2 separate regions of the Homo sapiens genome follow, and region 2 is linked to region 1. Evidence: chromatin contacts called from ENCODE Hi-C or POLR2A ChIA-PET data. All regions are on one chromosome and are shown on one strand. The core of a region is the stretch at or near the end of the contact, and the rest is flanking DNA. Distances in the headings are between cores, read along the strand shown.

Region 1 (7,227 bases), core at 77-2,576:
TATCTACTAATGATCCATAATTTAATTTCCACATCTCCACATACATGAACAAGACTCAGAACTATTGCCAGTTGAGGTATGGGAGGGTGGAGAAAGGGAGGAGTACAGGTAGATGGAATTTTTTGACAATCCATGCATCCAAAAGAGTGAGTGAGGGAAGTTGTGGACAGAATGAACAGACTGTGAATCCAGATTCCCAAACAGGGCTCTGGCCCAAGTAAAATACTTCCTGAATTATTATTATTATTATTTGTACTTCAGTCGTTACACCCCATAAAATTCTACCAAAAAGATTATCCTTTGGTTTACATCTTTCTTAAAATGCAAATACTTCTGGAAAGGGTAAAGTGCTATCCCCTATACACATATTAGTAAATGTTAGTTTAATTTCATGTCCTTATAACAGCCAGCTGAAATTAGCTTCTCTGAGGAGAGAAAAGTCAGACTGTTTGTAACCTTCTTTTCTTTTTTCTGTTGTTGTTGTTTGTTTGTTTGTTTGAGATGGAGTTTCACTCTTGTTGCCCAGGCTGGAGTGCAGTGGCGTGATTTTGGCTCACTGCAACCTCCACCTCCTGGGTTCAAGCAATTCTCCTGCCTCAGCCTCCTGAGTAGCCTGAGTTGGAGGAGATTACAGGCGCCCATCACCACACCCAGCTAATTTTTTGTATTTTTAGTAGAGGCAGGGTTTCATCATGTTGGCCAGGCTGGTCTTGAACTCCTGACCTCAGGTGATCCACCTGCCTCAGCCCCCGAAAGTGCTGGGATTACAGGCGTGAGCTACCATGCCCAGCCCCATTTGAAACCTTCTGATTGGCAACAGAGACCAAAATGCTGAACAGAACAGGATTTGGTACAGCAGAGAGCATGCAACTCTGGGAACTATGGAAAAGGATTCCAGGCATCATAAAGGAAGAAAGGCCAGAAAAGAAGGTGGTGGATACCAAAAATTCTGTGGACTACCTAAAAAAGCACCCAGTAAGAAAGAAAAAAGAAAAGATTTTTTTCTTTTACCTTGTTGCTTTTACCTTTTCTTACTTCTCCTTTCTTCTTTTTTACTTCAAATATTGAAGCAAGTATTAGTACTACAGTTGATTTATATATAATGATCTAAACAAACCAGTCGAAGCATCCCTCTTCCACCCTATCCTCCACCCCCTATGACTTCCCCACCACCTCCCACAGCCTAAACATACATAAAGGTTTTATAATAATAACAAGAATAATGATTTCATAAGAATAATGCACAAAAAAATTTACTTAAGAATCAATGAGATTAAATTATCAGTGTAAAAACTGGAGGGAAAAGAGGAACAGAGAAACTTCATTTCCTGTTAACCAAATGAATTTTAGTCTACCATTGTATTAACTAATGAAAATTACTTTCCACTGGTTTGTATAACTATAGCAAGGAGAGTGCAAACTTGAAAAGATTTCTGGTCTTGCATAACTTTAGGTTCAACTGTACTTAGAGACTGAAATAGGACTAAATGGGGACAGATGATAAACACCATTCAATGAGAAAATAACAATTTTTAACACTAGAAAAATCACTAATTTTACCTGAAAGTTTAATATTCAACATAAAAGTGAAATAGAACCTAATGCCTGCAGATAAAATGGGGTAAGGAGGCGGCAGTGGAGGAAGAAAAACTGATACTAGACAATTACCATGTAATGTCACTTGGCAAAGAGAAAACCAAAGAATGAGTGCTAATGGTAACTTGATATTGCAGTTGGAGGAAAAGAAAATCAGATAGGAAAAATTGGGAGGTATGTGAGCAATTGCTGAAAGAAAGCTATGGGTTAGGAGTATGAAGTTGCTTTTAAAAAGCATCAGAAATTCTCCAAACCTCAATTGCTAAGCATTACTTAACAACTACTTAAGATGGAATAATACTGCTATTTTTAGCATTATCTAGGGAACAGAAAAATAATCTGCCTGGGTTGAAAAATAATTCACAATAAATGGAATGTCTGAAGACAGTGTTTAGGGTGAACCAACCTCTTCATAAAATAGACCAAGATTTCTTTTTATTGGTTTTCATTTGCACGTTTTATTTGGTTATGACAGATTTCAAAAATTATTTGAAGAGTATATCCAAGTGGGTCTTTGAAAATTGTAAGATCTACTCAGTTCTTTATATATATATATATTTTTTATTGTACTTGAAGTTCTAAGGTACATGTGCACAACGTGCAGGTTTGTTACATATGTATACATGTGCCATGTTGGTGTGCTGCACCCATTAACTCGTCATTTACATTAGGTATATCTCCTAATGCTATCCCTCCCCCTCCCCCCACCCCACAACAGGCCCCGGTGTGTGATGTTCCCCTTCCTGTGTCCAAGTGTTCTCATTGTTCTATTCCCACCTATGAGTGAGAACATGCGGTGTTTGGTTTTTTGTCCTTGCAATAGTTTGCTGAGAATGATGGTTTCCAGCTTCTTCCACGTCCCTACAAAGGACATGAACTCATCCTTTTTTATAACTGCTAGTGTTCTATGGTGTATATGTGCCACATTTTCTTAATCCAGTCTATCATTGTTGGACATTTGGATTGGCTCCAAGTCTTTGCTATTGTGAGTAGTGCCACAATAAACATATGTGTGCATGTGTCTTTATAGCAGTGTGATTTATATTCCTTTGGGTATATACCCAGTAATGGGATGGCTGGGTCAAATGGTATTTCTAGTTCTAGATCCCTGAGGAATCGCCACACTGTCTTCCACAATGGTTGAATTAGTTTACAGTCCCACCAACAGTGTAAAAGTGTTGCTATTTCTCCACATCCTCTCCAGCACCTGTTGTTTCCTGACTTTTTAATGATCGCCATTCTAACTGGTGTGAGATGATATCTCATTGTGGTTTTGATTTGCATTTCTCTGATGGCCAGTGATGATGAGCATTTTTTCATGTGTCTGTTGGCTGCATAAATGAATAGACTAAGATTTCAGTGATTGAGTCTCATGGCATGTGATAAAGAGTTAGTGATAAAGATTTAAATGGCACATAACATCATCCCAATTGAATGCATCGGGGGGTCATGATGCTGTGTGGTTAGTAAGATATACTCAGTGTGCCTATAACCCAGATTGGCTTCTGTGCTGGCCTTGTTGTTTGACATTAACCTCAGTAATGTCCACAGTGCTTCCACCCCTCTCTCATCCTCAAAGATCTTCTCACCACTAATATAGCAGCAAAGAGGGATAGTCTCTGCAACTTCAGGCTTTCTTGCTGTCCCCAAAGACAAACACACAGGACTTTTGATTTTAAGGGGATGGCAAAACCAAAATGCATGGGGAAATTACAAAATTTAAGCAGTTTTATGATGTTGTTATGACTATGTTCCCTGATCTGTGGTAGCTGACTTCTGAGTAGTCATTGAAGGAATCACTTCTGATCTCTAAGATTTAGTCTTGAATATGAGTTTTTCAGCTTTCCTTTGTCTATGCCATCCCTAGCCCCAGTCTCTTGGAGTAATAACAACCCCCATTCAAGAGGAATCCTCCTGTAGGCCTGAGGACCCAATTTGTGAAGACAAAGTGTTTGCTTTTTCTTACAATGAGTGACAATCAATATAGCTCACAAGAATGTTTTCTTTGGATCCTTTCCTTACAAGGATTTCTGCTGCCATTTATCACCAATTGAAAAGGAACATATTAGAATATATGCTATTGCAAGATTTGTTGTTAATTTTAAAACACAAAATGGTGAAAATAATTAGATATAGTTAAGTTTAAATTGTCTACACTGTGCTCCAAACTGCAAATTGAATTAAATTAAATTTTGCTTTAGGGTTTGAAATGGAAATTACAAGCGCAATATTACAGAAGTGTGGATTTTAGTTACAATGTCTCTATGAGAAAGTCTAAAAGTTAAACATAAGCAAAACAACAAAAACATCTAAATACCAGGTTAGTTTTCTCTTAATCTCATATTTTTGTTTTAAATGTACACATTTCTGAACTACTTACCAATACTTCTTTTGTCTTTAATTTTTACCTCTTTTAATGTATACCATCAATTTGATTACCATCAATTTGTTTTCATTAGATGATTATCTCATCAAAGTGGGTATGGAAGATGATTGTTTGCGAAAATAGGCTTCTTGAGGGCGGATTTTATGTTTAATGTTTGCTTTTATCCCTAGGAAAAATAAATAAATACCACATGCAGAAAAATCACTTACATGATAATTGTTTATAAAACAATAAAATGCAAATCTAGTGTTTTAAATCCTACCAAGAAGTAGTATGAAATATCAAAATGTTGACTAGAATGTATCCTTTTATAAGAAAGTTCTGCTAGACTTAAATATCTATCCCATACCGGGACTTCATATTTTACAAGTTGAGGTTCTCCCAAAGCTACGCAGCCAACAAGCTTTCATCTTTCATCTTCTATAATGAACACATTATATCCATGGAACCTAGGTCAGAGAAGATTAATGTGTACTGAACAGGGAGGGACAATTCAAGCAGGTACAAGTTTTAAGGTGATTATGATCCATGCTATCCTGAGGGCATGGAAGGAAGAGGAGGTTCCAGGGGCACAAAACCAACTCACTGGGCACGTACAACTCCTCAGATGCTTTATGATACCACTGAGTGCATGAGGGCACACACAGAGGAGCATATACAGAGGGTGCAGTGATGTATGTGCAAGAGCTCATTGGCTGTTGCCATAGAGGCAGCCAGTAATGGCATATAGGGAACAAATAGAAGGACATAAAAAGAGATGACTGTGCCACATATACTGAGAAAGAAACCTGCTAAATCCTCTCCTCTCATTGGTCATCGCTATGGAGACAGCCTTTAAAAGCCCATAGGAGATGGAAATTAGATTCTAGTTTAAACACACACACACACAGACACACACACACACACACGACACACCACACACCCCTTCTAGATGTGAGCATCCACATGAACAATATTTAAAGTCAATTTCATTATCTGTTTTCAGGAGTCATTAATAACATACAGCAAGGAGAATCCCCCTAGATACACAGAAAAATATCGGCATTATTTAATAATGTTGAAAAACATCTTTTTTCCTACCCTGGTATTCATTTCAAAAAATTATCCAATTCATCCAATTTTATCTCTAGGTTATATGTCAGATTCCAATACCACTGGATCCCATTAACAGGTCATCCTTTCAAATAATAAATACAACCCCCTGCTGCACAGAAAGTGCTTAAAGACCTTGAAGCCCTGATGTTTGGCAGGTAGACATTTCAAGTTTTGTCGATTGTTTACACCTTGGATAAATGTTTTTCAGTGAGGCATTAATAACAAGGTTCCCCAGTACCCCATTATGTTAAAAAAAATCCGTTGAGCTTTAACCTGCTGCTCACAAGGCATAAAGGAAATGGTCGTTTCTTAAATTAGCTTTTTCTGTTTCTTTTAACATTATAGTAGTTTGTACCAACTCAATTACCAACATAAGGATCATCTCTTGAATTATTTTCAGTTTTTCATTTGCTCTAACATCCTGCAGTAAGTAGTAGCTAAGCAATCTAAAACTTCGATTTATCCTGGTTTTAAAATAATACATGGCAATATACAACTTGGTCTAAGGAAAATGTATATTGTAGGAAAAACATATTAAAATGATGCCTCTGAGAATATGGAAAGTAGTCCCCACTTTTTATTTACTAGGAAAAGACCCAGCAAATAGAAGAGTCGAATAACTTATGTTTATGTGTTATAAAGAATTTTTTTCTTCCTTGTGTGATACGAATTTGTTAGGTAGTAAACTAGGAAAGAGTATATGTTTGAACTTTCTTGATACTACAGATTGAGGTGGAATTTCACTGTGGCTAGATTCTTTAGGAGATATGAAACAGACATGATAAAGTATACATTTGAAGTGACCTAGAGGTGGGAAGCACAGGTAATTATTACTCTTTGCAAGGACCATTCTAGCTATGAAAAGGAACTGGAGAGAGGGAAGAGAGAGTCACAGGTAGTTCCTGGATTTATTCCTGGAAATTTACTTTTAAAGAACAAATAAGAAATTGTACAACCAAGGAAGGCACATGCTTTTGTTGCAAAAGTCTAACTATCAATAGGGGCCACTAATTGCTATGGAATGTTCTGGGCCACTTTTCTAGCTGAGGGGAAGGATTATGTCTTCTGCTTGAAAAATAGAGAGCTAGAGACAGAAAGGTCAAAATAAAGATAGACTGTCCACCAACCCAATGCAACCAAATATTTAACATAAACCCTTCTGCCCTCCAAAGGTCAGAGCCAAACAAGCTACACTCTATGGGAACTTAACTGAGTTTTCATTATGTCAGTATGTCCTAGAATCATAGATTTTCTTGGCTGGAGATCAGCCCATATTTGGAAACGATAAAGCTCTATCTATGCACTTGATGTCAGAAGCAATCCTGAACCCAATGTACCTTAACATTTATGGAATACATCTGCCACAGGCTGTCTACACAACAGCGTGACAGATAAAAAGAAACACCAGAACTATGCAGAGGAGGGACTGGATCTTATCAGTGAGACAGAAAGATATGCTTACGTGGACTCTAAAACGCTCCGCGGTATCTAACTTTATTTCTTTGACACCTAAAACGGGATGCAACCTTCAAGCATGACCGATCTGTTATTTTTAAACAGAGGGGAAAATCTGGCAATGTAAATAGAAAGTATCTGTTTACATAGGTTTTTTAGAATTTGATCTGAAATTTTAGCAAGTTGCAGAATGGGTTGTGAAGCACAACATTTCATCTCTTTGATTCTAGACACTATCCTCAGAAATTAGATTTGAAAAATGAGCTTCATTTTCGAAGAACATATTGTAAGTAATAATAATAATAGAATTGACTTATTTAAATCGGTCATAATGATATAAGAAATCTTAGAAACTTGTTTAATTTTCCTGGGAATCTAATATTCTTATTTTAGGTTATTACACACAGAGATTATTAATATAGTTTTAAGTTAATTGACTTTTCATGCTGTAACTTTAGTTGCCACTATACAGATTTTCAATTGCAAAGAAAGCTCTCTAGGGGTTATTTTCCCTTAATTTCTTTGTATTATTTAATATGTATTTTAACTCCTTTTACTATCATTCCTAATCCTCTTAATTATAAACCTGAAATTTCTGTAATTGCCAGCCAATGAATGGGAGTGCTTGGACTGTGACCTGCACATCCAAGCAGTCTGACTTTCCATGGGCACAGTTACTATGTGATGAAACTATA
Region 2 (6,594 bases), core at 3,986-6,485, 160 kb before region 1:
TTGCTGTTCAACTCAGAGTAAATACAAGCCATGATTATTAATCTGAGTAGACGGGGTTGTGCTACATTAACAAGCAAACCTAAAATCTCAGTGCCTCAAAAATATCAGGTTTATTTTTTGCTCATGCTACATTTCTACTGATGTTCCCTACCAACAGAAGCTGTATGAGAAGTTTTTTGGACCGAATTGTGTCCTCCAAAAGTTATATGTTGAAGCCCTAACTCCCAATGAAACTGTATTTAGAGATGAAGCCTTTAAAGAGGTAATTAAGGATAAATAAGGTCATCAGGTAGGGCCCTAATCCAAGAGGACTGGTTTCCTTAAAAGAAAAGGAAGGGACACAGGGATGCTGGCACACAGAGAAAAGGCTGTGTGAGGACATAGCAAGAAGGCAGCCATCTGCAGACCAAGGAGAGAAGCCTCACTAGAAACCAAACCTGCAGGTACCTTGAACTTGGATGACATCCAGCCTCCAGAACTGTGAGAAAATAAATTTTTCTTGATTGAGCCACCCAGTCACAATATTTTGTTATGGCAGTCCTGGTAAACTAATATAAGAAGTAAAAATGAAGTCACTGATGCCAATAATCCTATTCATCTGGGACGCTGAGCCTGTCCTGTGAAATTTCAAGGACCAGTCAGAGGATTGGTCCAATTTTCATCCACTGCCAATTGGCAAGAATGTGCTGAAGGGCATGGCACATGATCTCACTCTCCAATGAGACTCAAAGTCATTCCAAACAGTCATTCTTTCTATTAAGACAACTCTTCTTCGTAGAGTATTGAACTCTACCTGAGTGGGCAATTCACTAGAAGGCAATTCACCCAGCAGCAGGACACAGCAGATCTTTAGGAAGAAGGTAGCCCTGGTGGATCCAGATAGTCCTCTCCTTAAAAAGAGTTCTGAAATACTGCATTTCCTCAGTAATACAAGTCACAGATGCATTTGGTCTTTGACAGCAGCCCATTTCATCCCTCTCCTAGTCTATCTTCTCCTTACTGGGCTTCCCCATGCTTCCTCCAACTCTATAGGCTTTGCACGTAGACACACTCCTGGAATGTAAACTGAGGAAATGTTCTTATCTGTCTCACTGACCTCTTCCAGCTCTGGATAAATGAGTTATTTTTTAATACCAGACTTAGCAAATCACAACTCTGATTCAGGATGCAAAAAAAAAATGAATTCTGTCATTTAAAAACCAGTAAGTTATCAAAAGTCCCATATATTCTATCACTGTATTCATAAAAAAATATGACAACTTTGCATGTGTTTATACGTTACACAAGTCAGAAATATGATTTTAATTATGCCACAAAACAAAACAACACTGTTGATACAAGGTCTTTAATAAGGTTGGTTACATTGAACAACAAGAAACAAATGCTCTAACAGATTATTTTTAAACCATGTGGTATAATGGCAATGAGTTTATTATCATTTCTAATGACAAAATTAAATATGCAATTATGATTCCCATCCCTCAGTTAGATAGAAAAGGAGTCCCAATCTAAATTCTATGTGATGCCCAGAAATAAAGAATCTGAACAACCGCAGTTATCATGATGACTCTTTGGAGTTAGCTCCCATCTGTCTCTGACGAAGTCTCCAGTTAACCCAGAAGGCGTTATTGCCCTGAGACAGGCTCAGGAAACTCCTAAACCAAAGAAGCTACAGTTTTTGATTGAACAGAAACTCTGAGAATGGATTACCTGGGGAAGTGCCAAGCTGCCCTGAAAAAATACAAAATTTATCATCAAGCTATTGTTGGAACATCTCTACCCTTTGGGAAATCATCCTAAAATTGCTTCCAATCCCAGTGGCTGCTGTCTATCTCAGGCCTTCTACTTCCTAATTGCATTCCCATTTTGATCCCTTATGACTAGATCATTGAGTATCCCTATCTCCATCCTATTTCTTAGCCCTTTTCTGAACTTTCTGTTCCCAAGAGGTTGTCCCATGTGTCTTCTTGGTTCAGGTATTGTCTGACCACTCACAGTGAATTGACTTCTCTCCACAGTCTGCTGCTGCCATCTTTCCACAGCCTCCTCGCCACAGTGTCTTAGGAAGCAGTCATTCATCTTCATGGACCATCCCCACCTCATCTCTTCTGTGTAGCAGCAGAAACAAAAAGAAAGAGGATGTTTTGCTATGATTGAGTTTAGTTTGGTTCTTTGGGGTTCTATCCTTGGCCCTCTGCTCAATGAAGGAGTAGTTTCAGATATTTTCCCCTCATCCCAGACAGAACAACAGTTTCTGATTCACTTCATCCTCCCACTGTCTCCGCCACAACCACACAATACCTTTCAACAGTGCCTTCTGCCAAAAAGCTTGGCCACTTCTGCCCTGAGTCCTACAGGTAAAATTAGCATAAGATTCATGTTTTCTTTTGAACTTTGCTTGACTTATTTTTCTAAAGGTTTTCTAAACTCTCTTGCACTTAAACCCATGTTGTAATGCTGTTAAGTCATTAAAGCAAAGTAAAACAAAGAAAACAGCTTCAGGGTACTGCTTTTTAAAATCTTAAAGGATGAAGTCAAAACAAGAATTTCCAGAGTGGCTCTTTGGTGAGGAGGATCTGATGTCTCAAAACATATATACAGTCACTCCCTACCTCACAGAGAGGCATCCCATAATAGCTCTTCCTTGCTGTGTCTTTCCCAGCAGTTGCCTCCCCTGCAATGCTGCCTGCTGCCTTGCTTCTGTTTGACCTTTGGGGAGGTCTCTGCCCTTTTTCTCAGATGCACCTACTTCAGGTTGCCATCTCACAATGACTGAGGTATTTGCTGTCACTCATTCACCCCATGCATCCAGGAAAGTGATTACAATGCAGTTCTCTCTTTGAATAAATAATGTAGATCTGCTGATTTCTGAATTTACTCTGTGTGGAGGTCAGTTCCAGAAACACTCGTTGCTCTCTCTCCAAAGCTTCTTTTCTCAGATATGTGTAAATGATTACTGTTTATTATCTCTCTTAGTGAAGGAAAGAAAGAAAATAATGAAGAAACACATGTATTGATCACAGATCTGAAGCCAAGCAGTGTGTTACGTGTTTGCACATGCATTTTTATTTTTGCAACAGCTGAGTCTCTGATTTGAACACAGTATGATTCCAAAATCCAGATTCTTCCCAATACATCCCACTGCCATGCGCCACACAGAGCAGATGTCCTTTTAAGAAATATGGGAAGAATAAATATGGGATGAGTGGCTGTTGTGCTAAAAAGAATTGTCTGTGACTTCTGTTCCAGTCTCTCACTGACTTTGCCTCACCTAGTCTCTTGTTCATTTGTTTTTTACCTAAATAGTGCAACCAGAGGGAGCTTCCAGGGACAATGTCTGAAATTTCAGCCTTGTACCCCTCTACCTTTTCAAATAAAAGATTTGTAGTATGCAAGACTTTTCATTTAAAGTAAAATTGCTACATAGATGCCTATGCATAGTTGTGATAACAAATAGGAACACCTAGTAGATGCATTAACACAATATGTATTTGGTTTACTAGTGAAAGCATGAACCTCAGTAACTGGGCATTCAGTGGCTTCATTTTTGTAAGAGAGAAGAGAATGAGGAGAAGGAGGAAGTGAAAACTCAAGGCACTAACAAGGGATGGCCATCTTTAGGAGGGCAGACAAGGAAGCACAACCCAGTTAGTAAATCAAGGGTGGAGTTAGCACACTCAAGGAAGGAGGAGGTAGAAAGAGAAACAAAAGGGTACAAACCCAATCTGGGCCTAAGGGACAACCCCACCTAAACTGATTAGGGGAGAAGAGCTAGAAGGAACGATGAGAAACCAGCAAAAAGGAAGAGAAATTTTCCACAATGGCATCTGAGCTTACCTCTATTACAGAATACATACCATTTTCTGTTGAAAATCTGTTTACTTGCCTGCACCCTCCTTTAGATCATCAGTTTTTAGAGGACAAGGACCTTGTTTATTTAATTTGTGCAGGACCAGAGCCTTGTGCACTGTCTGGCATGTAGCAGAGGCTTGATTCATGTTTGATGGATGAATGAATCAAATCATTTTCCTTTCTTTTCTATTTCCTATGCATAACATCTTGGCTATGAGGAACTGGATGTACTTCATATATGATGGCACTTCAGCTGTCTGAACTGTCATCATATATGAAGTACACTCAGTTTTGAGGAATACCCAGGGTTCTTAGAGGTGCCAGGGGTCCTTGAAATATATAAACTGTGTCATTTACAGAAATGCAGCATACACATCCAACTCAGAACTGTAGCAAACACATCTAACGTCTAACAAATATTGGGTTTTTTAAAGTTTTTTTCAAGTTATTATTTGTAATAGGCATTTTATTTATTTTCAGGGGTCTTTATTTATACTTCTTTACATAATTTATTTTTATATAAATCATTTACATCAGACTCTATTCAGGCTTCTATTACATTATACTTCGATATATGTAAGACAGGTTTAGATGAAATATAGCTAATGGTTCCAAAATAGTTCCTGTAGACATGCTATATATTTTAAACTTAATTTAATTTCCTTCTTACGTACCAGAGAAAAAAAAAGTATGAGTTTTTTTTCCAAGCATCTCTCTTTCCTCATTATCAAAGTATTCATACTGAATTATTTTTAAAAGGCAGCATTTAGTATTCAATCAAATAATGAGAATGTGTTCCTTCCCAGTGGTTTAATAATAATTCTTGCATCACCAACCCTGAATATTCATGTTATGGAAATGTGCCCTACTTCTATAGATTTCATCACTGTCAGCTGGTGCCACAGCAGAACACAGGGACAGTCAGTCTTAATACAGTCAAGATTTCAGCAATTACCAAAGTGTCTTCTCTGACTTACCATCAATAATTCAACTTTTGAGGAATATAATGCTGAGACACAGGAGGCTGACCAACAAATATTCTGCTATTCTTTGGAAAACAGCCACCTAGCTGCATAAAATTGTGATGTCATTTGACTGAAGTCCTGCTTCGGCTCTATCTGCATGACATAAAGACAACTGATCTATTCAGGGAAGAAGTAAATCCATCAAGCCAGTTTTGTTTTGTTTTTTCGTCTTTGGTAAATCAAGTTATAGAATATATTTTTTTCTCTTCATTTTGCTGTTAGAACATAGCTTGTCAGTGGTCTGATATTCATCATCCTCATTTCTCAAAACATGTGTTAATCATGCTTTAACCTCGATTTTCTGTTAGTGGTGTGACCTTGGTCTAGTCAGTCCCTCTAAGAGTCAGTTTCCTCATCTGCAAAATGAGGAAGTGGGATTAGGTGGGGGTCAACGAACTTTTTCTGCTCAAGGAGAGATAATAAGTATTTTAGGCTTTGCATGACATATAATCTCTGTTCCAACTACTCAATTCTGCCACTTTAATGTAAAAGCACCCACAGATAATACGTAAATGAATGAGCATTTCTGTGTTCTAATAAAATATTATTTTACAAAAACAGGCAGGTGGCAAGACAGATTTGGCTGCATGCAGTAGCTTGCTGACCTCACTCAAGTCTTTTTCAAGTCTGTGATTCTATATAATAGATACATAAAAAGCACCTAAAGATCAAAAGGCAGAATAAACCTACCAAGTCCCTCAATCATCTAAAATGTAAGGGGCATAGAAATTTCCAATTACAGAATAATTCCTCTAAAAAAGTCAACTAGGCCTAAGTGAACCCAGCTGGTTAACAGATTAACAAAGTTCATTCAACTCTTGCCAGTCAGTGTCTATGTTATTAGTGGCCCTAGCATACACAGATGCCATAAAATTAGGTCCAAGTCTCCAAGCTGTTTGTGTATGAGAAGAGAATATGCACATCAGCTTGCAAGAGTAATAGGATTTCACTCCAGGTTTTTGTTGCCTTGGCATTGAAGAAACTAATCTGCATTAAAAACAACATATTAGGTCACATTGTAGTTTCAAGCTTGCATCTCTGGGTAAAGCACCTATTTTATTTAGTAGCTCAGATGGTAAAAACCCTGAAAGGAAAGGTCATGTATTAATCCTTTTAGATGGTCTGTGAATGTCTACAGTTTCATTCTATTCTGCTACTATGAACTGCATGCACCCAAACACACATGCCATAGTCAGAGAATGCTAACCTGTGGAGACTGAGTAGACAACTGGTGCCGAAAGATGATTCTGTTATATTCAGAACAAGTTTAGACTATTTATGGGGTATAACAATTGCCCAAGAAACATATCCACAGTGACAAAGAATACCAGGATTAAAAAAAAACAAAATGAATGACAGTCTGTTTGGTTTATAGCAGGGCTTCTCAACCTCAGAACCATTGGCATTTGGGCTGGATAATTTTTTGATGTGGAGGACTTCTATGCACTGTAGAATATTTAGCAGCGTCATCGGCCTCTACATACCTAAGTTGTCGGGGTCCCCAACCATTTTGGCACCAAGGATCAGTTTTGTGGAAGACAATTTTTCCAAGGACAGGGGTGGGGGGTGGTTTCAGAATGAAACTGTTTCATCTCAGATGAGACATTAGTTAGATTCTCATAAGGAGCATGCAACCTAGATCCCTCACATGCACAGTTCACAATAGGGTACATAATCAGTCGCTGCTGATCTGCAGGAGGTGGAGTTCAGGCAGTAG

The links. A loop is a pair of places that touch in the nucleus more often than their neighbours do. ChIA-PET counts read pairs that join two places held with the same protein, here RNA polymerase II (POLR2A). Pooled maps may share reads with other maps.
Region 2: a loop to region 1 is called in a map of OCI-LY7, with 2.0 times the contacts of the local background. The contact joins two enhancer-like sites. A Hi-C loop is called at or near these places in 1 of 168 maps with a recorded cell type or tissue (OCI-LY7) and 1 of 50 pooled maps. POLR2A ChIA-PET finds 5 or more read pairs at or near these places in 1 of 52 experiments (OCI-LY7).

The regions. Positions count from the first base shown.
Region 1 is chr7:112,976,735-112,983,961 of GRCh38, reverse strand. HRAT17 (heart tissue-associated transcript 17) reads left to right here. Exons shown (of 6, transcript NR_110162.1): 3 at 3,798-3,916. Among named protein-coding and RNA genes, the nearest start is that of HRAT17, 15 kb to the left of the region's middle. Within about 2 kb of position 1,326, at least 3 of the 41 ENCODE cell types and tissues checked have a DNase peak (open chromatin) inside an H3K27ac peak, as active enhancers do; they include OCI-LY7, where a contact is called at or near this core.
Region 2 is chr7:113,141,177-113,147,770 of GRCh38, reverse strand. LOC107986837 reads right to left here. Exons shown (of 4, transcript XM_047421162.1): 3 at 1,996-2,108; 4 at 1,330-1,731. The coding sequence ends at 1,645. Among named protein-coding and RNA genes, the nearest start is that of SMIM30, 26 kb to the right of the region's middle. Within about 2 kb of position 5,235, at least 2 of the 41 ENCODE cell types and tissues checked have a DNase peak (open chromatin) inside an H3K27ac peak, as active enhancers do; they include OCI-LY7, where a contact is called at or near this core.